Regions from separate parts of the Homo sapiens genome. Here regions 2, 3, 4 and 5 are each linked to region 1. Evidence: chromatin loops called from intact Hi-C (ENCODE). Cell type or tissue: IMR-90. All regions are shown on one strand.

What was found. Peaks named below come from ENCODE experiments on the same cell type or tissue, not always from the same donor. Only the 100,000 strongest peaks of a DNase experiment are listed, where the experiment ranks them.
Region 2: it touches region 1 in a loop (11-fold over the local background); 59 of 110 quality-filtered maps call a loop at or near these places.
Region 3: it touches region 1 in a loop (22-fold over the local background); 9 of 110 quality-filtered maps call a loop at or near these places.
Region 4: it touches region 1 in a loop (3-fold over the local background); 10 of 110 quality-filtered maps call a loop at or near these places.
Region 5: it touches region 1 in a loop (2.6-fold over the local background); 10 of 110 quality-filtered maps call a loop at or near these places.

What each region holds. Positions count from the first base shown.
Region 1 is chr4:71,182,308-71,187,307 of GRCh38, reverse strand. It overlaps SLC4A4 (solute carrier family 4 member 4), which reads right to left and starts at 49. Exons shown (of 26, transcript NM_001098484.3): 1 at 1-49. It overlaps LOC124900712 (a long non-coding RNA gene), which reads left to right and starts at 784. Exons shown (of 2, transcript XR_007058133.1): 1 at 784-2,727; 2 at 2,853-3,620. In IMR-90, a CTCF peak has its summit at 2,915 (motif pointing left); a DNase peak (open chromatin) is centred at 2,907; H3K4me3 peaks cover 1,209 bases; H3K27ac peaks cover 816 bases.
Region 2 is chr4:71,710,919-71,715,918 of GRCh38, reverse strand. No RefSeq gene overlaps it. Among named protein-coding and RNA genes, the nearest start is that of GC, 71 kb to the left of the region's middle. In IMR-90, a CTCF peak has its summit at 2,128 (motif pointing right); a DNase peak (open chromatin) is centred at 2,148.
Region 3 is chr4:70,649,774-70,654,773 of GRCh38, reverse strand. No RefSeq gene overlaps it. Among named protein-coding and RNA genes, the nearest start is that of JCHAIN, 14 kb to the left of the region's middle. In IMR-90, a CTCF peak has its summit at 2,468 (motif pointing left); no DNase peak of the experiment used is centred here; H3K4me3 peaks cover 157 bases.
Region 4 is chr4:71,263,684-71,268,683 of GRCh38, reverse strand. All of the region lies in intron 3 of SLC4A4 (solute carrier family 4 member 4), which reads right to left. Among named protein-coding and RNA genes, the nearest start is that of SLC4A4, 79 kb to the right of the region's middle. In IMR-90, no CTCF peak of the experiment used is centred here; DNase peaks (open chromatin) are centred at 2,013 and 2,373; H3K27ac peaks cover 1,927 bases.
Region 5 is chr4:71,250,506-71,255,505 of GRCh38, reverse strand. It overlaps SLC4A4 (solute carrier family 4 member 4), which reads right to left. Exons shown (of 26, transcript NM_001098484.3): 3 at 107-286. Among named protein-coding and RNA genes, the nearest start is that of SLC4A4, 66 kb to the right of the region's middle. In IMR-90, no CTCF peak of the experiment used is centred here; no DNase peak of the experiment used is centred here; H3K27ac peaks cover 142 bases.

The DNA.
Region 1 (5,000 bases):
CTGCCACCGCGGCCGCCGCCGCCACCGAAGCGCTGCCCGGCGCGCCGCCGGGGTTGGAGGCTGGGGGGCCGCGGAATCCCTGGAGGCGCGAGCCCGGGACGCGGCGGGGCCGAGCCGCGGGAAGTTGTCTGCGCCGGGCGCGGAGCGAGCGGGGCGCCAGTCACCCGCGCCCAAGTAGTCACAACTTTGCCGCCTGGGTGGGTGCGCGCTCCGGAGAGAGGCGAGCGCGGGAGAGCGGGGCAAAGGCGCTGGGGCGGGAGGGTCTTCGGAGCAGGCAGGACTGCAACCTGAACGGCCCGCGAGGAAAGGGGAAAGGTGGCGCGGGGGGATGTCTACACAGCCTGTGTGGTGCGCGGCGAGCGAGTGTGTAAGAGCGCGGGCGTCTACTCTACTTTGCCTCCTGCAGCTCCTGCATATTTATGGGGATCTCTGATGTTCCTGCTAGTAACTAACACTGCAGCAGTGGAGCCCAGCCCAGGCGCCCCTCGGGAGCAAGCCGGGGTGCGGGGGCTCACGGAAGGCGGCCGCGGCGGAGGCTGTGCCGCGAGCGCGAGCCTGCGATCCATATTTAAAGCCGTAAGTGGCCTCGGCCGGCCCCCTGCCCTGCCCTCGCTCGTGCCCGCCAGCCCGGCCCCCACCGCTCCGGGCCGCTGCTCGGCGTCAGCCGCCCGGGCATCGGCGGCGGGGAGGGGCCTCGAGCCGCGCCGCCTCCGCCGGGGGCTTGGGCTCTGTGCGCAGCGCCCGCCCGGAGCTGGCGGAGGACCCGGCTCCGGACCGGCCGCTCTTGCCTCCCAGGTTCCTTTTCTCTCACGCCCTGGGCTGGGTCCTAGGTCCAGCTTTTTGTCCTACTCAAAAGAGTTCCCCAGTGGGGAGAGCCTGTGCTTTCATGCAGAACTAAAATTGCGTGAGTTTCCCAGCTCAGATCACTCTTGACTCTACTTTATAAAACTTGGGGCGTATAGAGTGCTGCCATAACACAGTATTAAGTAATTGTTCACCTTTAACAAAAGATGTCTGAAGATAACGTGGTTGTCAACTGTGTCCTTCACTTATGTCACTGATGCCTTTCTGTCTTCCTTGGGAGTTAGGAAAACAGCCTTAGCAAAGTGATTATTTGTATTTATTCTGTTCCTAAGTCTAATAATGAGGTTCAAGTACTCTTTGCCAAGCAAATAATATATCAGTGATCCAGCACCATTGCCATTGGTAAACTATTGAATCATAAGTAAACCATTAAGATATGAACAGACTGTCAGCACAGACACACCATCTATTGTTCTGGGTACTGCTAGAGAGTAGTCACTTAATGGATTGCAACCACATGGTATATCATGCAAGTGTATATCATTTTCTAGTAATACATATTATATGTAATGTGTATGTGGACATCACTGACCAAACTGTGTTTTCAACAGTAGCCACCAAAATGCATAAAGCTCAAGAGAAATAATTTAACATACCAACTGCTCCTGGTCCCCAGTATTTCTTCAATACAAAGCTATAGCTTATAGGACCTCCAAGAGAAAAAAAAAATGAGGGTAGGGAGGAAATAATTTGAGGACAGAGGCTTTTCTTTCTAGTATTCAAAACTGGAAGAGATCCAGAGATCCATGGTGCCTCACCAGTGCTTGGAAAGCAGGTATGGAGCCTGTGTCTTTTAAAAAGTTTCTATCTTTAAAATCCTTAGTTAATGCTCAGAAGGCACAAGGAAACACGCCAATCTGATGTCTGAAATTAAAATGTACTGTCATGTGTCTGTTGTCACATCTGGCTCACATATATGTTCACACATTCTACATAACCCAGTGCAGTGATATATCACTGGGAATTTTTCATGGGAAACTCAAAACCAAAGATAAAACAAAAATTTAGCTTTAAAGTTTTCACCTAAATGATTATGTTCTGTTTCTAGGCTAATGTTAAAATTAACTTTCACTCCCTGAGCAGGCAGTTAGCAAGAATCAGCAACCGCAAAGTAAGCTAACAGGCAAAGGGAAGTCACTTTTGTATTAAAAATTTGCCATTGCTGTTCAGCAGTTTTTCACACTGTGGATTATGTATTTCAACATAGCTGGCAATTTCTCATTATAATCGTGAAGCAGCCATGAACACTCAGTGCTGGTGAATAAGAAAGAAAAAGTCCAAGAAACACATTTTTCAAGCATTCTGCTGCAAAATATATCAAACTTTCCTTCACGTAAGTTAAATAGGTAACTCCTGAAGGCATTTCAGTACAAAGATTGGCAAGAATTTACCCTAAAAGGAGCATAAAGTTGGTTTGTGGGGTGGGAGGCAGGGAGACAATGAGAGTACTATAGAGGTGAGATTTGGTATGTGTCTTAAATTAATGAGAAAAAGAGTCTTTGGCAAAGCGTTGACAACCTCTGTTATCATTTTCATTACTTGATGTTTGCTATCCCACAATTAAAAGAGTGTTCTATTTCCTTTCCTATTGATTAGTGTCCAGTAGTTGAGATATACGTGTTTTCCTTTGAAAGGTCATTGATTAATTTTTCTTATAAACTCTGCATGTGATCACTTTCGATTGCTTTTCCGGGTGATAACAATGAATCCTGAGATTTTTGTTCACCTCTCCTAAAACTTGTGCCATGTCTCTTGATTCTCATAAGCACAAAGAAAGATTTATTAGTTCTTTTTGTCTTGGGGTTCACACAGCTTGGTGACAAGAAGAATGAGCAGAAAAACTGATGGAATTAGAAAAATGGTGTAAGTAAGCTTTACTGATAATGATTTGTTTACTTTTTAATCAACAACTCTCTGTACTAAAGGACTTCTTAGAATACCAGCCCAGTACTTAGCTTATTAATCAAATTTCTTTCGTATCATCCAAGGTCCTAATAGGCATCTAAAGAAAACAGAAAGGAGGAAGGACCTTTGTTTCGATGACAAGCACCATCTAGTGGCAGCAGGTGATGACGACATAATGTCTCTAAGAAGAATGAAGATGAAAGTTTTCGAATAGGTAGTCCAGGCATTTCTGGTCGCTTATAGGCATGACATTCTTTGATTCTAAAACAAGAAGTTGTATGTAGTAGAATAATGCAATTGATCGGCCCTGCGTTGATTATTGAAAGTAAGGTGCCGATGTGACCTGCAGATAGGATTATTAGCATAGAATTTTCTCAGTATTTGTGTGACTGACTAGGTCCTTAAAGACTCTGTATTTAAGTTTCCTCATTACATAAAATAGGAAGAGTGATGGCTTGTCACCATATGTTGTCTGTAAAGCACTGTGTTCAACAAAGAGCAGAATCCATAAATATAACTATTATATTTGGATTTTTTCACTATTGGGAAAAAAGGTGAAAAATATTGTTGGATGTTTCTCCTGGAGTTATACAAAATTATAACATTCATAGGCATTTCATATTGGGGCCTAAACAGAAAGGTGGTAGGAGATAACATTATAGCTTGTTACTATAAACGTCAAAGACTGATCAGAGATGTTTGTCAATATCAAGTCCTTTTTAAATAGGTGGTTCATTGGCGAAAGTCTGACCAACATGTTGCTACACAGAATAGAGATTTTCTTTGTGCTGATATTTGTTTGGACTTGTAGTTGTTTGCAACAGAATGATCATTAAAGTTGTCACTCTGTATCAATTTTGTTAACCACTTCATTGTGTAAGAGTAAGAAATGAGAAAAAGCAACTTTTGTTCTTCTCATTCTAAAACCAATCTGGGATGAAAGATAGATAGATATAGATCGATAGATAATAGGTCACCAAAGGCCTCATTTTTGTTTCACTTACACTCCAAGAGTATTCATATTCAGTCTGGCAAATTCTTGAATACATTCAACTAATCTAGATTTATAATTAACATTCTCTTCCTCAAACCCCAGGTTTAAAAATACCTGTAGCCCCTTTTTATGAGGAGAGAATGAAGGTGAACACAGTTTTTGGAAGCTGTCAGCACAGCATGAGCTGGGGAAAATAATTTTATTTGGTTAAACGTGTGTCCCAAGTTGCTTCACAGCTTTAGCAACTGAGCTCTCAACCATATCCAACTGTCGTTTTTAAAACACATGCCTAAAGTCAACTATCAGTAGAGGGTTCTAACTTCTGAAAACAGGAGCTTATCTCAGTTAATGTCAAGGAAGGCAGGTTATTCAATCTGAGTCTCAGTTCCCACAGCATTAAAATCAAGGAGCTTAAGATAATACCCCAAAATTCAGCAATTCCAACAGGATACCAGAATGATTTCCTCTAATAAAATTGAACAATATGTGATAGAGAAATATGCAAATCTTTCAGAAATGGTATCAACATATTTATTACGAAAGCTCTGTTTAATAACCTTAGGCCAATGTTTCAGCCCCTTCCTCCTGCAGGAATTCTCCCATAGATCAGCATAACACAGGACACAGACCTCTCTGTTTGGAAGGAGAAGGAAAACTTAAAATGAGCTACTAAGCCACTAAAACCCAGGCCCCTGATTTAAAAGATTGGTCTGGTTTTAGGTACGGTGGTAGAGAATTATGTTAGACTTCTCTATCAGAACAGACTCTTGGGGCCCTTGGACTCTCATAATGTGAGAGAGAGTGTGTGTGTGTGTGTGTGTGTGTGTGTGAAATGTACATACACGTGATCAGACTAGCAACTTCCCAGACACAGAAAGGTGTTTTTTCCTTTGTATCCCACTGGCTTCCTGCCTCCTTGGGAATTGAATGGGCCTACATAGCAGGCCACTTAAAAGCTGTTCCTCCTTTTTGGCCTATGGACCAAGTCATGCGGATTCAGCTGTTCCATTGCTTGGAGACAGGTTTCCCTATGGACTAACCGACCACCAGATCCAACTGGCCTATTACCGTTCACATCCCACTGGTCTGCTCTTTAGACCAGGCCTATCTTGGAGACCACAGCACCTCAGTCTCCTTGCAAGTAACAAAACAGTTGATGTTGCTAGTACCCATCTACCAGACTCATGTCTTCACGGAAAACACTGCAAATCAAAATCTGAATATTAAACGTTGGCTC
Region 2 (5,000 bases), 530 kb before region 1:
TATGCAAAAATTTTTTTAAAATTAAAAGAAAAAAAACTAACTGCAACCCATTCTTAGTTATTCTAATAGCTTAAAATTGTTTACTATGTGCCAAACATTGTTCTAAACACTTTAACTGCAGTATGTCATATTCACACACACCAAAAAAAACTGTAAGATAGCTATAATAATTACACCAGTTTTATATTAGGAAACTAACACATACAGAGATTAAGTGATTGGCTACAAGTTAAATGATGGTGGTGGATCTCAACTAGATCCTGCCCTATCTCTGCCTATTAGGCATAGTGGTTAAAGAAAAGCAGCTTATCTAAATGATGGCCAAAGTTGTAATGGAGGAAATTGTTCTTGCTTCGGTCAGAAAGACATTTTTCTACCTATGTATCCAAACAAGCAGCCAGATTCCTTTTGTGTATTTTTGTTTGGGTTTAAAAGTTTTAATGCTTGCCTGCCTTCCTTCCTTCCTTCCTTCCTTCCTTCTTTCTATCTTTCTTTCTTTCTCTCATTGTCATTTTAAAATTACTGAATGTATATTGAAATTTTTCACTGTGTTTACAATCCTGCAAAATTGAAGATGATGACAAATGAGTACAGTGAAGATGGCAAGATGCTTGATGGTGGCTTCCACCTATGAGAGTGTCTTGGAGGAGCATACCTAGAGCATGTAAAAAAGGGGTGAAAAACCAAGAAATTCTCTAAAATCTCCATATGGGACATTTTAGAAATCATCCAAGAAAAAAAAGGACTGCTTTTTCCTGAGAGGAGCCCATGTTTGTCTCTGCCCTAGTTCCCCTGCTGTCTTTCAAAAGAACACAGTCAAACAGTTCTTACTTCCCAAGATAGATTGTTTTAAGAAAGAATCTAACAAATGTGACAAAGAAGGACCCACCATTTTAAGTAATGGTCCATTTCATGTATAGATACAACAAACCAGTTCTTAAGAATATTTAAAAGTGTATTATGGTAGATCTTATGTGCTATTTCATATGCAAAATAAATTTATCAAAAATAGAAATAAAAATGTTTTTGAAATCAGCTTCTTTAAAATTTGTTATAAAACTCCTTTACCACTATGACAATAATGGCATGAAGCATACTTTATACAATATATACTCGATTATTTACAGTCTATTCATCTGTTTTATTAACTATTTTTTAAAAAAATACTGAACAGCATTCTACTGCCATCCAGCCTACTTCCAGTATATCACAAGTTATTACGTGCCCAAGAAATGGAAATTTATTCTAGTATTAGCCTAAGATAAATAGACTAAGAATTACTTTTATCTTATAGGCCTTTTTGGAGGTTATGAGGCATCTTTCAGTGAATAAGAATGAGCAATATTAGCAGACGTATTTCCTAATGTTGACTCAATAAGGGGATAGCTATACTCTTTTCTGGTTTCCTCAACACCCCTGGCAGCCTCAGGTCTTGGAGTGCTCCTAAAGTTGCTAGGTTCTTGTTTTCATCCCTGTTAGTATCTAAGGATACAGCATCAAGAAACATCCTATATCTTTTATGCTTAGATGCTAACAGGAATGTAAACAAGAACCTAGCAACTTTAGGAGCACTCTGAGTGTAGGTATATAAGTATAGGTATAATTATAAGTACAGGTATATAAACATAAATGTATATAAATATGGATATACAGATATATGTCCCTATTACATACAAACATTTTCCTTTCCACTAATATAACCAAGACTTGACTGCCAAAATAGAAAGTTGAATGATATATGTGTGCTGAAAGCCTCAAAATACTTCAGGCAAATACTTTGATTTTGGATTCCATTAACTGAAAGAACCTTTTCTTTCCTATTTATAGAGTACCAGAGGAAAAGAACACTGAACCAAAACCAAAGAGACTGGAGTTTTACTCCCAGTTTTGCCTCCATTATATTTATTGTGTGACCTTGGAGAAGCCTGTCAATTCTTCACACTCAAACGCTCCCATCTGCAAAATGTTGGCAATAGACTAGAGAATCTTCAAAATCCCTATTCACCCCATATTCTTTGTATTCTCCTTCTTTGTGTGTGTGTATGTTTATGCTGCTCAATATGCAATATCTGAAACTGCTTTTGAAAATGTAAATTACTCAATTGACCCACTAGGTGGTAGCAAATTTCTGGTTACTGTATAATGGCAGGCTTCCAACCACTTCCATAACCTTCTAAATTCTGCCATCAAGAAGTTAGTGAAAAGGACTTCTTTGCCTTGTTTGTCAAAAATCATGAGTTTTATTCTCAGCTCTGTCATTTACTACTTGCATGATCTTGGGAAAATGAGTATTGCAGGGTTTTTGATTTCCCACCATAAAATCAAAGGGAGTCTTGCAGATCTAAAACTTTTTGCATATTGTTACCATAATAAAAAACAAGACATTTAAACAGTAATGTCCTCCTTTTTACTTTGAGCCATTCAAAAAGAAAAATTCCATTTTCTGTCTATGAGACATCAAGTAATTAATATTTTTTAGTTTCCTTATCTAAAAATTGGGGGAAATAATAGTGTCCATCCCTTAAAGGGTATTGTAATGATTGAATAAGATCACACAATAAATGTTCACACAATAAGATCACAGTTAATAAATGTTAGCAACTATTTTGGGCAGTGGGTATTTTTTTAAATTATTATGATTTGGTCCCTTGCCATTTGGATGCCCTCAGATCATTCACCACTCCTCTCTCCTAATAATTGTATACATAAGCCAGTGGCTATGGACTGGTTCAGAGACTGCACAGAACAGCCATGGGCCCAGAAACACTTCATGGAATCCTCTCCAGTCTAAGATGCTGTAAAAATTTCCAGATCCTTGATCTGTAAGTCCAGAAGGAACCTAGGTCTTTTGATTTAATCCATCTTTGCTAAAATTTCTCAACAGGGCCATCTAAGAGCCCTCTGAGCTGTATTTGCAGCCTGTGTTCACTTAGATGCCCCTCAAAGAGTGGAGAGTCAGCCTGAAGGCCTCCAGGTAAACACAGTGGGCTTCCAATCTTAGCAAAAATCTACACAGACCAGTAACTCTTAAAGATACCGAACCTAGATTGCAGAAGCCAAAGTATTTGGTTCCTCCTTTAATTGGCTCTGTTTAATTACAACAGCTATCAATTATATTGCTTCAATTAAAAATATTACTACATATTATCTGAACACAGTAGCCATGTTCTCTTAAGTATTGTTTTAAATCCCTGAAGACCTGAAATGCCAAGGAGGCCAGAGGCAAGAGGCACCAAATCATTGAGGTAAATAAAATTCCAAAGCTCCACCCTGCTCCTCTGCCCTCATTAGCTATCACCACTTTTGAAAATATTTGATATGATAACTTAGCAGAATTAAGGTAAAAAAGCAGAGCAAAAACTAACTATAGTTATTACCAGGAACCATTCCCTTACTTGCCCCACGCCTTTCTTCCAAACACCACAACATATTTCTCCATTTTCTTTTTCTTAAATAATTTATTGTTTAGCATTTCTTCAGAAGCAGTATAGGTGCTTTCTGATACTTTATTCTGTGCAACAGGGTGAGCCCAATCAAAATATTAGTGCTGATAGGGAGCTGTGAGTCAGAGAATATGGCCCAAGCCAGGGCAAATGCAGCAGGGGATGCAGCCCAGACACTCAAGACAGAGCAGATCATAAGAAACCAGAACCAGGAATGAGTGGGGTCTAGAAATACCCCCAAACCCTTTATCCTTAGATGCTAACAGAGATGAAAACAAGAACCTAGACACTTCAGGAGCACTCCGAGACCGCAGGCTGTCAGAAAAGAGTGTGGCTACCCCGTTAATGAGTCAGTGTTAGGAAATCTGTCTGCTTACACCCCTGGTTCTTGTTCACTGAAAGATGCCTCAGGACTTCAAAAAAGGCTAATAAAATTAAAGTAGTACTTGAATACACATCCCACATTTAGAAATAGGAATAAATACAAAATTGGAGAAAGGGGAAAGGGAAATAAAAAAAGCTGACCTCCAATTATATATTCTTTAGCTCAGGGAGTATTCTGCAGACACAAACCAACTATCACTAGCTACACTGTGAGCTCACTGAGGGCAGAAACGAAACCAGGGCTACCCTTTCTATCACCAGTGACCAGTCTGGTACCTGCCACACACATTCTCTCAAAGAATGTTTGCCTTTGTTACTGCTGTTGTGGAAGATGCAACTGAGTATATACCAAGGTGAAAGCTTGGATATTGTCCTGCTTCTAAATGACCAAAGTGCATGGTTCTGACCTTTAACCCTCTCCTAACCTTCAAGCTGAACATGCATGTGAGCATATGAAAGTTTAACCACTCCAAATAGGAAGTAAGACCAGGGTGCAGGCTTTAAAGGGATGTAAACTCCCTGTGTGCCTGTTACAGTTGGTGGCTCCTAACACCCTGAACACCCTTCCAGCTAATGATGAGTTTATAGAATTGCTTTGTAAACATGGTCTAATAGGCTGGAAGCCAGAAGATCTACACCCTAAGCCTAGTGTTGTCACCTGCTAGCTGTATAATCTGAAGCAAGTCACTTAACTATATTTGCTTTTCTTTTTTTATAAGTTAGGTCAATTGCCTCTAATGTTCATTTCAGGGACAATATTCTGATTCTAAGCTGGTCATAAAGAAGAGAAAATTGGATTTAACCAGGCCAACTAGTGTTCCTGATCTTTATAAATTCCCACACAGTCTTTGCCTCGCCCTAATCCACATACTTTGCAGTGTGTGAACAACTAAACTGCTTACAGGAGGATTAACTGGTAACATAAATGCAAGGAGTATTCCACCAAATTACATGTAATCATCTTTTTATGTACTTTAGGGCAGGAGTAAACTCTTGCCATTTCAACACATGCTAAATTGGTTAGCTAACAGCCTAAGAAAAAAATTTAAAATAACTTTAAGTGAAACTATAAAATATAAGAATTATATGCTTCATTCAATAAACCTTATATGCAATGGCCTTTAAGTTTACTACAGATGTCACATGAAATAATGATAAAATTAGCAAATGTTG
Region 3 (5,000 bases), 530 kb after region 1:
CTTACGTGTCATGTTTATGGTCTGTCTCCCCTCACTAGAGTGTAATCTCCACGAAGGCACGCACTTTTGCCCATTGATGTTTCCTCACCATCTGGAACAGTGTCTGGCACATGGAAGTACTCAATACATATTTGTTGAATGAATGAACATGAGTGTAGCTTAGTTGAAGAGATAAGACATACACATAAATAATTATTATTTGGCAGAGCCTGCTGAAGGCAAAGAAATAGCTTCCAAAGTGCTATGAGAATTCATGAGAGACTGCTTCTGAAGAGACCGCTTACTTTCTCCTCATCTTTGCCTTAGTTTCTCGGTGTACCCAGTAGAAGAAGTTTTGTAGATCCACATTGCAGATCCTTATAGGAAAGACCCCTATTCCAGCATTATTACCTCATTAAATGCTAGCTGGAAGAAGACTGCAATTCGTAGTCCCACAAGTCTTCCTTCTTTCAGAAGTTCAGTTAAACTCTGATACTACCATACTAGTAACAATTTAGTACTTACTATGTGCTAGGTACCAATGTAAGTGCTTTATATATATTAACTCATTCAATATAAATCTGGAGTAGCTGGTGACTCTTAAATGAGAGTTATTGAGGATAGATTAAAGCCTTTCTTTAAGTTGTATTCAAACATTTGCTGGTATTAGTGGAACATTTAGAGGGGCACACTAAGGAATCAATGTAAGATGTGGTGGCCATGAAAGGAGCCTCTCAGTTCTCTGCAAAGAATGTAATTGACCTATAGTTCTGAGATCCACTGTGTTTGTGCAAGGGACACTAAGACAGGTCAGTTCCCGGGAGACACAGGACTCTTCTGATGGGGCACTGACTTGGGGACTCCTTTTTATCTTTGCTGAAAATTTCTTAGCACTGCACCTCCAGACATTATCTGTCCAATCATCCTTCCTATCCTCTTTGCTCCACATGGGTAAGACCTGCATCAGGATCCGAAGACTCAGCCTTCTTCGGCTCCCTTCCCATTATCCCTCACAGATGTTTTCCTAATAAATCTCTTGCACCCACTAATCTCATCTTGCAATTCTGCAGGGTCCAAATTAACACAATACTGATTATGATCTATCTGATTTAGTGATGATAACGATGATAGCATTCTTCAAGTACCAAATGATTTATCTATGTCATCTCATTTTATCCTTACAATAACTTTTTGGGTATTTCATATTATAAATGAGAAAACCAACTAAGTGGATAATTAGCCATTTGAGTGGTTCACTTATCTAGTAAATGGCAATGAAAAGTCTGAATCACTCTGCTATAGTCTTAACAAACATCAATTGAGGCTCTTAGAGAATCACTATGTCCACTGTAACATTTTCTTAAACCTCATGTGATATTTTGAGGTTAATGTGACCAATTCATTGACCTGTCATAAGTCTATTATAAGTTTTGCACCTTTTGCCCCCCCTTTTTAATTTGAATTAAATGGATGACATTTTAAAAAGACAGGCATAAATAGGTACAATTGGTGAGAAATGTTTTTCTTCTGCATAGTTCTTGACAAGTTAGCCATTTGCTCAGGTAAGCACACTCAGCAGCAGCCAGATGAAAATTATATTAATCAGCAATAAGAATAAAGCCCTTTAATGGGATTTCCAGGTCTTGGCTTTGGGGTAGCAGTATAGTCTAGTGGATAAATCCATGGTCTATATTGAAATACATACTGTAACATTGGCCAAGTTAATTCAAAGATTGCTTCCTCATTTGAAAAATGGGAGCAAAAATAACTACATTGATTTTTATAAAAATAAGGATGCATGCTGTGTCTGCATATCACTTATTACCACTGTGGTAGCAATTAGCAACAATCCATAATTTACAGTTGTTATTATGTGTTAATTTTCTTTGGCTCTTCTCCCTGCCTAAACAACAAATAAGAAAAGAATGTAAATATATGTGAATATATATTGGGTCAGTGATTTTCTGGGTTTTTTTTTTTTTTTTTTTTTTCAGACGGAGTTTTGCTCTCGTTTCCCAGGCTGAAGTGCAATGGTGCAATCTTGGCTTGCCGCAACCTCTGCCTCCTGGGTTCAAACGATTCCCCTGCCTCAGCCTCCCAAGTAGCTGGGATTTCAGGCATGCGCCACAACGCCTGGCTAATTTTTTGTATTTTTAGTAGAAGACTGGGTTTCTCCATGTTGGTCAGGCTGGTCTCAAACTCCCGACCTCAAGTGATCTGCCTGCCTTGGCCTCCCAAAGTGCTGGGATTACAGGCATGAGCCACTGCGCCCGGCAGGATCAGTGATTTTTCAAACTTTAGAGTGTATGAGAATTACCTGGAGGACTCATTAAAGTAGATTGCTGAGCTCCACCTCAGAGATACTGATCAAGTAGCTCAGAGATGCAGCTGGAGACATTGCAGGTCCCACAAATTCCCCAGGTGCTACTGAGGCTGGAAATTACAGGAGAGCCACTACTTTATAATTATAAACCTCCACTTCCATCTAGTGGTTGAGTTACAAAATACAATGAATGTACGTTTTTAACACGCGTTGTTTCATTTAATTCTCCTAACATTGCATAAAACAAGTACTGTTTTCACTTTACAAATGGTAAAACTGAGCTGTGAGGGTGATGAAGTAACCTGCCTAATGTTTTTCAGGTATTTGGAGAACTGATGATTAGCTCCAAGGCTGTCAGACTCCAAAGCCAAAGCTCTCAGTCAGTATGTTATTCTGTCTAAACATCCTTCAAACCATCTTCCTCGGTAATTCCACTTCTGAGGAAATAACCAGAAATACAGACAAAGAGAGATAGAGATATCTATTACAATGTGATTTATAATAGTGAAAATTCATAGGAAACTTTAAGTCCATCATCAAGGGAATGGTAATATAGGTATACTTCAAAATATTTTACATACAACTGAAGTGAAACATCATGTGTTTTAAAATTTATGGAAATTGATATACAAAGTGAAGAGGAAAATGTAGGATTTTGCATAAAGGAGTGACTTTAAGAAAATTCCAGGCTGGATGTGGTGGCTCTCGCCTGTAATCCCAGCACTTTGGGAGGCCGAGGCGGGCGGATCACAAGGTCAGGAGATAGAGATCATCCCGGCTAACACGGTGAAATCCCATCTCTACTAAAAATACAAAAAAATAGCCGGGCGTGATGGCCGGCGCCTGTAGTCCCAGCTACTCGGGAGGCTGAGGCAGGAGAATGGCCAGAACCCCGGAGGCGGAGCTTGCAGTGAGCCGAGATTGTGCCACTGCACTCCAGCCTGGGCGACAGAGAGAGACTCCCTCTCAAAAAAGAAAAAAAAAAAGAAAATTCCCTACACATACATGGGAAAAGACTTGAGGGAAATAGGCCAAAATGTTATTTTTTTGTTTCCTTTTACTTTTTAGTATAGAATGTTCCAAATATTCTACAAAGACTGTATATTTTATAATTAGAAAAGTGTTAATCATTATTAAACTTTTAATATTAGTTAATACATTAATATTAATTTTGGTGAAATTCTAAATATTTATTCATTTGCATAAGATAAAGAGAGTGGTGTTTACTTAGAATCTACTCTGTACTCAGCACAGTGCTATGAGGGCCACATAAGAAGAAGAACTGGGTCTCACTTTTTCAGTTTTCCTATTTCTTCTATAGGCAAAACTAACACAGGAAAAAATTAGCACACAGTATAAGACACAGTTGTGATTAAATATTAAAGATCGGCTGGGCATGGTGGCTTACAACTGTAATCCCAGCACATGGGGAGGTTGAGGTGGGTGGATCACTTGAGGCCAGGAGTTCAAGAACAGCCTGGCCAACATGACGAAACCCCTGCTCTACTAAAAATACAAAAATTAGCTGGGTGTAGTGGCCCACGTCTGTAATCCCAGCTACTCAGGAGGCTGAGGCATGAGAATTGCTTGAACTAGGGAGGCAGAAGTTGCAGTGAGCTAAGATCGCATCACTGCACTCCAGCCTGGGCAACAAAGCAAGACTGTCTCAAATAAATAAATAAATAAATAAATAAATATTAAAGATCATGTACTGTGAGCCTTCAGGGAAGCTGGGTTGTTAGGACTGGGGTAATCTTGGAGGAGATGTTAACTGAATGGGGCCTTTCCTGATGGAGAATAGAACCTTCTAGAACTACACGAGCCAAGCAGTGAAAGAGGAAGAAGCATAACACAAATGTCAGAATAGAGACAGGATCAGCCTGCTCCTGTTTCTCTTTCTGTCTTGAATCTTTCACTTATATGCTTAATTTATACACATCCCCTCAAATTGGTGATAGTTTTTTCATTGGTCAAGACCTTTCTGTTCCTTCCCTGGTGAGTGTGAAGTTGCCACTTATTTAGAGGGAGCAGCCTACCACTTTGCCACCCTTACCACTTTGCCACTTTGTCCACCGATTGGTTGAATCACTACCACCTGGGAGCATGTTAATACCACAGAATGGTGGGCTCTGCTCCAGAGCCTCTGAATCAACATCTGCATTTTAACACAGTTCACAATCATATACACATTAAAACTGGAATAATGCTAGCATGGCATGCAACACTGTCAGAAAACAGCCTGAATCCAGAGGCAGCTGCCAATGTGGTTTAACAGATGAGGAATGGGACTGACAAGGTCTTCTCTGAACAAAATTTTGTTTTCTTTTTCTTTTTCTTTCTTTCTTTTTTTTTTTTTTTTGAAATGGAGTCTCACTCTGTCGCCCAGGCTGGAGTGCAATGGCGTGATCTTGGCTCACTGCAATCTCTGCCTCCCGGGTTCAAGTGATTCTCCTGCCTCAGCCTCCCAAGTAGCTGGGATTACAGGGGCCGGCCACCATACCTGGCTAATTTTTTAGTATTTTTAGTAGAGACGGGGTTTCACCATGTTGGCCAGGCTCGTCTCCAACTCCTGACCTCAGGTGATCCACCCGCCTCGGCCTCCCAAAGTGCTGGGATTACACGAGTGAGCCACTGCACCCAGCTGAGAAAAAAATATTTTTACTGAGTTAAACCACAGCAAATACTGTAATATTTTCTT
Region 4 (5,000 bases), 81 kb before region 1:
TCCTGAGACCTTTTCTGATTTATTTTTAAAGAAAATACATTTCCTGATCACAGACTTCAAAAGTACAATGAACAAAAATACTCTGTTGTACTTAGTAATAAAGGTTTCAAAATTCCTCTGGCTAAAGAAAATCTCCCTTTGCATCAGAAATGTCTCCTCTTGTCCTAACTATGACAAAATAAGCTAACAAACCAAAACCAAAGTATAAATCGCCATAAACACTTCCATGCTCTGGTGACATATGTAAAGTCATTTTGGATGGACGACATTGAGGGAGCAGAAGCAGGGCTGAGGTTTTGTGTCCTCTTGACCTCGTCATCTGATCTCTTCCTTACATCACGTGAGTCACAGAAAGAAAAGGCCTGGGTATGATTTACAGCCAATGTTACTGAAATATTCACCCAGAATGAATTGCCCCTCCAACCTTCTATACTTCTAAAATTGTAGAATTGGTATCCTTAAGGGATTATCTTGGCTGCCAGTGGAGTAGTACATGAAAATAGACAAAATCATAGAGCCACTTGAGAAGATAAGAATGCACCTCACGTGTCAATGCCAAAAGCTTTTGCTGAGATTCACTAGTGGCAAAAAAAAAAAAAAAAAAAAAACACTACTTTATTTGGCACACTGATATCATAGGAATAAATATTTGCAGAAAAGGTTATAAGATGTAAGCAGAAGTTGGGAGTGGTTCTGCAGATAAACAATGTTGAGAAAAAACACAGAATCATAACCATAAAGCTCCATTTAAACTCAGGTTAAAAATCAGTACTTCAACTTACTGTATGCCTTATATATAGATGTGCTTTTATCATGGCATTTAATACACATAATTATTCATCTGAAATTGGTACGTTTCGTTTTCTTTTTTTTTTTTTTTTTTTTTTTTTTTGGCAGACTCTCACTCTGTCATCCAGGCTGGAGTGCAGTGCCATGATCTCGGCTCACTGCAACCTCTGCCTCACAGGTTCAAACAATTCTCGTACCTCAGCCTCCTGAGTAGCTAGGACTACAGGCACACACTGCCACACCCAGCTAATTTTCATATTTTTAGTAGAGATGGGGTTTCACCAAGTTGGCCAGGCTGGTCTCAAACTTTGACCTCGGGTGATCCACCCACCTTGGCCATTTCCTCAAATATTAGTCAAAGATAATGAAATTATTTTTTAGATGGAACTCTCCTCAATGAGGCCTCACATACTTGGTCAGTGTTGATGGCCTGCCTTAGATAACCACTCTTGTACTCATCATGCTTTCTCCTGGCCCAGAGCCTTGTTTTGTGCTCTTCTTGTGACCTGCAGTATTTTTTTCACTTACAGCCTTCACCAAAATTTTTTTTTCTCATCCTTCAGATCTCAACTCAAGCATAACTTTCTCAGAGAAGCCTTTCCTAACCTCCCTACCTTGATCAGAACCTACCTTTTATCAAATCTCACAGCACCATGGGCCACACTCCAACAGTACATACCAAAGGTAGAACTTAACATTTTTTTGTATGGGTATTTGATTAGTTAGTGTCTCTCCAAACTGACTACAAGCTCCCCAAGGGTAGAAAGTCTTTAATTTTGTTCACTATCATCACCCCAACATCTAGCACAGTACTTGGTACATGGTGTAGACCTTCAATAAATATTTTTGATGAAGAAATGGATGGATGAATGAGGCATCTCATCCTTCCTGATACTGATACTGATGTAGTTAGTAATTACCACATTCTCTTAAATTTATCTGATTTGTGTTATTTCCCCCACCAAAATGTCAGTTTTCATGAAATTTTCATTTCTATAGCCCCAGTGCCCAGGACTATGCCTAAAAAGTACTCCATAAATATTTCTTAGATTGGATTAAAGTGAGCTGAATTGAAATGAATTGACTTGCACTGCACTGAATTGAAGTCTCAGGGATCTTGCTGTATCTCTTTCCTCATCCTGTTACAGTGGCTAGCCAGGCGCCTGCCCCAGGACCATGAAGGATGATGACAAGCTTACAAGCTTACAGTTCATACAAATAGATCGTATCTCAATGAGATCATGCATTCATTTGGCTTTCTGGCCAGAAAAAAAAGAGTCGAAAAGCAGTTACATTAGCTTATTTCCTCTCGGGGAACCATGGAGAAAAGAGTAAAAGTCCCTACTTACCAAACAAAGTGCTGAGAAAATATTTTTCCATTTAAGAAGATGACAAATTAGTGAAAGTGACAAAAATAAATAAAAACTTACCACATACTCAAAAAGCTGCACAATTGCCTAAAAGCCAAACTGTAATTGTCAATGTGCTGGCATTTGGCACAGAGTTCAGGATTTCAAGGAAGCAAGCCACTCTTTTATGAACACTAACAGAAATGTCACAAGCAACTTTTGATTAAACTATGATTGTCACAGTATATAGGAATGAACTAACATATGGTATTTTTAAAATAAACTACTAACCACATCCAGTGGTTTCACAATTAAAGAATGGTTCATTGCTTACAAAAATTCCCCTAGACCCAGCTGTCTTCCAAAAAAGTCCCACTGCCTGACTCTGAATTTCCTCTGTCATCAGGCAGACTACCAAGAGGACAGCCTTGGATTTGGTGTGGACGCTCAGGGTAGCATCTTTGTTAAAGCTGGACCTTAGTCCAGCTTTATCTTGTGGCTGAACAAAGACTTGAGGTCACCTCCTATAAAAAGTATAAACTGAATTTTATACTTTTTAAATTATAGAATTGAAAGTTATATTAAATAATCTGCTAGAAGACTAGGGTATGTTTAAAAAGAAATTTTAGAAAGCTAAAGATATTTATCATATGGTATGCTGGTAATTTTAAAAATCAGGTATTAGGAAAAGGACTAGCATAACTATAAGACAAGGCCCAAGTTTCTTATAGGAGGAACATCTGGTAGAGATGAGTCTAAAACCAACACAAAGAGGTAATGATAACATAAGAATAAAGGGAAAATCGTTAGAGAATCACTATGATCATTTGAAAATCATGGTGAAAAAACTATCCCTAGGAAACTAAAGATAAGGCAGGTAGAGGCCACTTGAAACCGGTTTGAGGATTGGATGTAGAGAGCTGGTCCTATTAAGTTATAGAGAGCTCTATTTTGAGGAGGTAAGATGTTAGCCCTTGCCATTCACCCAGTGATTTTTCTTTAATCTCATTGTCTTTCTTGATGGCATTCTTCTACTTCCTCTGCTTCTTTCTCAGAATAAATCATCTCCTCTCTCTCCTTTTACTTTCAGTGTTATCCCTGCACTTCCCCCTCTATTCCCTGTGACTGGCCAAAATACAGAAATCAATGACATTTTTAAAACTCAATTGTTATTTAAAAATAAATATAGTCTCCAGGTTGTTTTTTCTTCTTATACATTGCCCTGATTGATTTCTTTTTCATCTGAACTTGTATGAGCCTTTTACAAAATCAAAGGTTCCCCACTCGCACTCAGTCACTAAAGACAGCACCTTCTCTCCATCTGCCAGAAGAGGAAAGCATCTTGGCCACTTCTTCCTATACACAAAAATGTACAAAGAACATCCTCAAATTTATCCTATTGTATTAACTGCTTAGATGTTTTTACTAATGTCAGAAAGAATCATAAAATAATAGGATAAAAGAGGTTTAAGGAAAATATAGCATAGACAGATTTCCAAAGTCAGTTTCACGAAGAGCAAAAAATCTATAAACCTTCCAAGTGTGGTTGGAGCATGCAAACAATAGCTCACAAAACTTTCCGCCACACTTTTTGAAAACTTTGGTTAGCATTTGATCTAACTGAAATGGCCACTGGAATGCCAGCTACCTATCTTCAGTCTTTCTTAACCAGCGTATCTTTTGCTCAAAACCTATATTTAGGAATCAGAGGACCAAGGAAGAGTATTAGCTGTGTCTGTGTGTGGACATCAATAAAAAATAATCTAAAATCCTTTTGAAGCGTTTTTGCCCATCTGCTTGGTTGTTGTTGTTTGTGGCATTCAGCAGTGTCACAAGAAGTAACAAAGTACAATTAGACAAATAATTGACTTAGGATTTTATAGTTGCTCATGCATGTGTTCTGGATACTGGGTGAATCTGCAGTAAATTTCTAGTTATAGAAACTGCTATTTCCATACCTTGGTAACAGAAATTGCCCTATTTTCTGAGGAAAACAGCTTCAGCTTTGAACGAACACAGCTAGCTAGACAGCCCACATGTTTATTAAACATTTGCATCCAGAAGTCATATTTTCCATTACACTTAAATTATTCCTACACAAAGCCTCATAAATGAAGTAGAATCAGTTAAATATAATTGGTTTATCTTGTGGTCTTTGTGGTAAAATTTTGATAAATGACAAAAGATAATGTTGATACAAAGTGTTTAATAACAATACCATCACCATCAGGAGTAGTTTCTAAAGTAAGGATATCATGTGCAATGTGTTTTTTTAAATAATAGAATTCTGCTAATTGGCAAATAGCAAAAGAATAGAACATTCCAGTTATGCTCTTGTTTCAGAATCAGTAAATCATAATCCTGACAAGGGTGCTAAAGTCATCTTATTTCATCTCTGAAAGCAACATGGACCTTAATCTGTATATCTATCCCAGATACACATATAGTACCAACTCTTAAAGTTCTCCATGTAAAAAAAACTCCGCAAACAGCCTCAGTGACACATTCAGTAATTAACAAATATCACTGCCATAAGTAACCTCTTTTATGCTCTATCCTCACTCAACACAGTGGAATATGAACCCTAAATAAATAATCATAAGCAAAGGCAGGCTTATTCCAACTCAGAAAGCTATACAGTTCTTTAAAGAAATGCTGTCTTATAATATTTTGCATTCCAACACTTACCTTCATGTTTTCAGGCATTTTAATATTGTAATATATTTCCCATAAGAAAAAAAAATACACAGGTAGCACTTTCATCTCTGTTTTAAAAACATGCACAATTTCTATTTTAATTATGTACAAATTAGTTATTGCAAATTGTAGAACTACAGCATAAAAAAAAGACTTTTCCTGGTA
Region 5 (5,000 bases), 68 kb before region 1:
AGTATTACAGTGTCCCTCCCCTTTAGCCACAAGATTCAAAAAGGTGTCCTTCTCAAAGATGTGGGAGTGAGGCAGAGAGAGGCACCAACGCTCAGAGAGTACTCACTGAGAGGTTTTAGGATGCTGCTGCTGGATTCATCAGCATTTTCAATATCTGATTTGTCAGAGTAGTTCTCAGAGATTCTCTCCTTTTCCTTCTTTTCTTTGTGCCCTGTCTTTCTCTTGTGACGTCTCCTTCTCCTGTAACTCTTCGGCACATGGACTCCGATGTAAATGGTATGGTGGCCTAAGGAAGGTACACAAATCACCAGTCAGTTCAAACCACATTCTCTACTGCAGACAAATTGCACAAGATACACAGATCAGAAGAAAATGTCTATAAATTCAACGTTACCATTCTATATTTGGCAAACTCTAGAAAAATAAAATTTCCTCCCAATTTTCAATTAGCTTCAGTATAATTCAAGCTAGTGGCTGACACTAGGACTCTGTGAGAGTGTACTCTAATTCTGTCCAGATAGACTACTTTTGTTTAGGAAAACCAAGGAATATCAAACTGGAAATCAGGAATCCTTCATGTTTGTCATACTCTGCCATCAATTAGTTGTCTGACCTTAAGCATGTATCTCTTAACCACTCTGGGCCTCTCATCATTTCTAGAAGGAGAGACTTAAACTGGGTAATCCCTAGAGGGCCCTCCAGTTTCAGCCTTACATGAGTCTATGATTATACTGGGTAGGGTTAGTGCCTGCTGGAAAAGGAGCTGCTGGCGCTGCAAAAATAAAGATTTATCAAAGTTCAAAAAGTCATTTTGCTGGGGGTAAGGCTTTACATTAAAACTTTTTTTTTTTTTTACCTAATCAGCAAAATAGAGACTTAGAACTGGGACAAACTGAGAAAAATAAGACATACTTGGAGAAAAGATTTTAGAAATACTCAAACGTTCACACTAGGAAACAGCTAAAATGAATGTCAGCTACAGTGCCATTCTCATTTTTCTTTTTTCATTTCCAAAAGTTTCTAAAAACTGGTTGTTGCAATGATAAAAATAAACCGAGCCCAGCAAAAATTGCCTTGAAGAGAAGGGCATGAGGAAAAAAGATTGTGAAATGCTTTCAGCTCTCTAGATGGAAGGAGCTGCAAAACTGACAAGTGGTATTATTTTTACAAAATCTAATAAGACAAAAAAGAAAGAAACTCAAAGTTCCACATCATTTTTTAAATTGAAAAACTTCTACTTTCACTTTAAATACAGCATAACTTCTGTATTTTAGGAACTACCATTTGAGAAATAATGTGAACATTTTTGTCTGAACTGCAAATTAGATTAGATTTTCTCATCTATGGGTTTTATTTCCCATTTCCGGAATTATTCCTTGATGACAACTTTGCAATGCCACAGCCAATATCACGTACCTACATGCAAATACATGTACATACAGTATGTATGATACAAACTGTCATGAACTACTTTCCACAGTAACCTACGGGGTATATCTAAAAACACCATAATTGGCAGGGGTGTTTCCTTAAATTGGCAGGCTTCAAAGAATTATATGCTCCTTCAGGAAAGATATTCCAGCTAAGCAATGCAGAACCTAAGTGAATGGGTTAGTATTCAAAAGAAGACATCAGATGCTTGAATGAAGTTGGAGGCATCTTTACATAAAGCAGGACCTCCTTCCCAACACACACGCAGCAACTCAGCTACTACAAAACACAGTGAAATTCTCCCCACAGAATGTGTGCCAGTGAGAAGTGTATCTATCATGTGTAACCATTTGCAAGCAAATGGTTCTCATGGGAAAGCTATATTATACTAGGAAGTAGGAAATGTCTCAGAAACAATGTGAATTAAGAAACAGTGTCAATTGTTTCCTGTGCTCCAGTTACTGAGGGAGTCCTGAAGTTTTATCTCAAGTCTTAACAATGTAAGTGAGCAAAGCCAACCAATTGCTTCAATAAATCAAACACGAAATGCTTGGTTGTTTTCAAGAAAACACACACAAATTAAGAGGTTGAAAAATTTTTTTAAACCTATCACATTAAATATTTTCTATTCACCTTATTAAATATGGCGGCTAAGCAAAAAATGGTAATTAAGCTATATTGCCATATGATGTTATATAGAAAGGTTTTTTAAATTATATTTACCCAAATCTGCATAGTACATTTGATCAAATCATTTAATAGACAGTCTATATGGGTGGATAAGATGCTAAGGTAAGATTACTGGCTAGGAAGTGTCATCATGGTCAATCTAATGAAAGAGTTAGGCCAGTTCAGAGAGTGAGCCATCAAACCCTGGAGAGAAATGCACTTGACTTTTTGGAACCTACTTTGAGTTGTCATTATCACATAAGTGGTGCCATTTTGTTCACATCGTGATGATAGGCATCCTCTCAGCAACAGATTCTGTCTATCCCCATTTCCTCCAACTCCTCCTTCTTGGTTTTCCCTGTGCACTTCCACACAGGTGTGGGAGCGTTCAGAATTGACACTGCACTGTGAAGTGCTATGGTGCCCAGAGGTCAAGCAGAAATGTTGTTCCTCTCAAGACATGCCAAATTTTAGGCATTTTAAAATCACCTTTACTGGGGTGTAATTTATAAACAATAAAATCCACTCATTTTAATGATACAGTCAATGATTTTAGTATATTTACAGAGTTGTGCAACGATCATCATAATCCAATTTTAGAACATTTCCACCAATCCAAAAAGATCCCTCATATCCATTTGCAGTCACTCTCTGTTCCCACTCCTGTCTAATGCAACCACTCTTGACCACGTTTTAAAACTCTTAGTGATGGCCTCTGCGAAGCTACCATTCTCTAGTACTCATATGGCAATGAACTTTTTGTAGACATCCTTACAGCACAATAAAATACAATATTCCCTGGATGAGGAAGATATTGCCTTCCAACAACTGCCAGAGGAAATCAAGCCACTGAGCTGAGCAATTCAAAACTTAAAGCATCCTCCTCCTCTCACATGTGATTGGTAACTAAATTTTCCTTTTCTGTCTTGTGTTCAGGTAGAGGACAAGGAACATAGTTCCATGGTTAAGCAAACCTTGAGGGGCTCAGGGACAGTGCTTTCTGCTCCATCAGTTACTTCTCAGCCTCTCTCACTTCAGCTTCCTTGCCTATAAGAAGAGAGCAAGATAGCCTTGCTTTGGTGGATGGGGTAATACAGACATGCTGTCTCAAAGGGACAATCAAATACTTAATAAGCTATATGTGCCAAGTAACCAAAACACCGAAAGTAAAATGAGCTGTAATGGAAGCTTTCTCACTGCCCCCACAGAATATCTGTCATCATGATCAATAGAAGCATCATTACTGTTGAAAATATGCTATGATTGATGAGAACATCACATGTGGATCTCAATATTTATTTTCATTAAAATCTCTTTACCTGTTTAAGGGATATGTCATGAAGACTGATGACTATTTTTAAAATTATAACTCATAAAATGACTGCAAGTTCTTAGGGGAGTCACAAAGCTGAGGATATAGTATTGTTTTCCCTGTAATATGAAAAGGAGAAACTTGACAGACAAGCTTTCCAACCCAGCAAGGGACTACAAAACAGTAAGACCATTAAAGAATCAGGGATAGTTAACCTGCTTCTTATACAGAACTTTTTAGGCTAAAAAAAAATTCTCCACTAGAAAACTCAGGAAATACTGCTTCCAAAGATAATGTAAAAAGGAGGAGTGGAAAAAATTTTAAGAGCTATAATGTATGAGGAAGAAGTGATCGTTTTAAATGTTATCAAAATAAATGTTACATTCTTGCTACTGAAACTTCATGAAGTAAAACTACTGGAATCTACATTTGACAGTGTTCATTTAGGTGTGCTGTCAAAGAGCATTCAGTCCTTGATTTGGCAGTGGCTTCAGTATCATGTGTTCAAATAAATACCCTGCATGCCTTTCTCTGACAGATGGTGCAAGTTCCCAACAAACTCTAAATATCTTGGGAATATCTCCCAATCCGTACCACAGCCAGTACTACTGGAAAGAAAACATGGCTTTCCTGGGTATCTCTGAATGTCAGAAATGATCACTACGTGATTCTTGTTTCTTCCCATCCTTACATGCTCCACCCCAGTTGCAAGTAGGAAGTACTATGATGTTAACTCATCCAATTATCCCAATTCCTGAAATATTTCTAACCTAACTTCATACTTCTCATAGTTGCTACAATGTTTTCTGGCAAACAAAAAACTTACACTTAGTAACTCTGGAGCCATTCAAATTAAGGTGGCTTTCACAAATACACATTTTGCTACCAAGGATGATTTAACACTTTGAAGTATGAAAACCTTCAAGCCAGAAAAGGGTTTTAGATCAGCCAAACTACAAATTCTATAGCTGAGTGGATGGTTAACAACATATGCCTCTATATGTAAGATACATCTATTAGCTCCTTCCTGGGAAACATGTTGCTGTGTTTACTGTACATACAGATGATAGCAACTATTTAGTGAATACTTACAAGCATGCCAAGCACTGCGAGGTGTTTTATATCTACCTCCTCATGCAATCCTGCTCCTATCCCCATTGTACAGGTGCAAAAACCACAGTTTGAGGAAGCCAAGGACATTATAACCATTTAACTTTGTATGAAGTGTTCTCTTCATAAAACCCCACAGGAGAAATATGTCTCTGTTCTCAGTATCAAGACTAGTACAGTGCTTCATCACTACTTTGATGGTGTGTTCTGTAAAACATACTATATTTATATCATAAATTTAATAACTTATTATGTCACCTTCCTCATTGGCTGCTAACAAGAGAATAGACAAATTTTAGGCAAACCCGTAGTGAGCATATAGAGTTTCATGACGTGCATTTTATACACAACCTCATTCTTCCAACTTTTCAACAGTTACTTTCCCTTCACCCTAAAGCTTTTTGGAATAAGGTAGTATATAATTTTTTAACCTGATATGTCAGTACTGTATTCTATCTAAAGGATCACCAAAGGACAG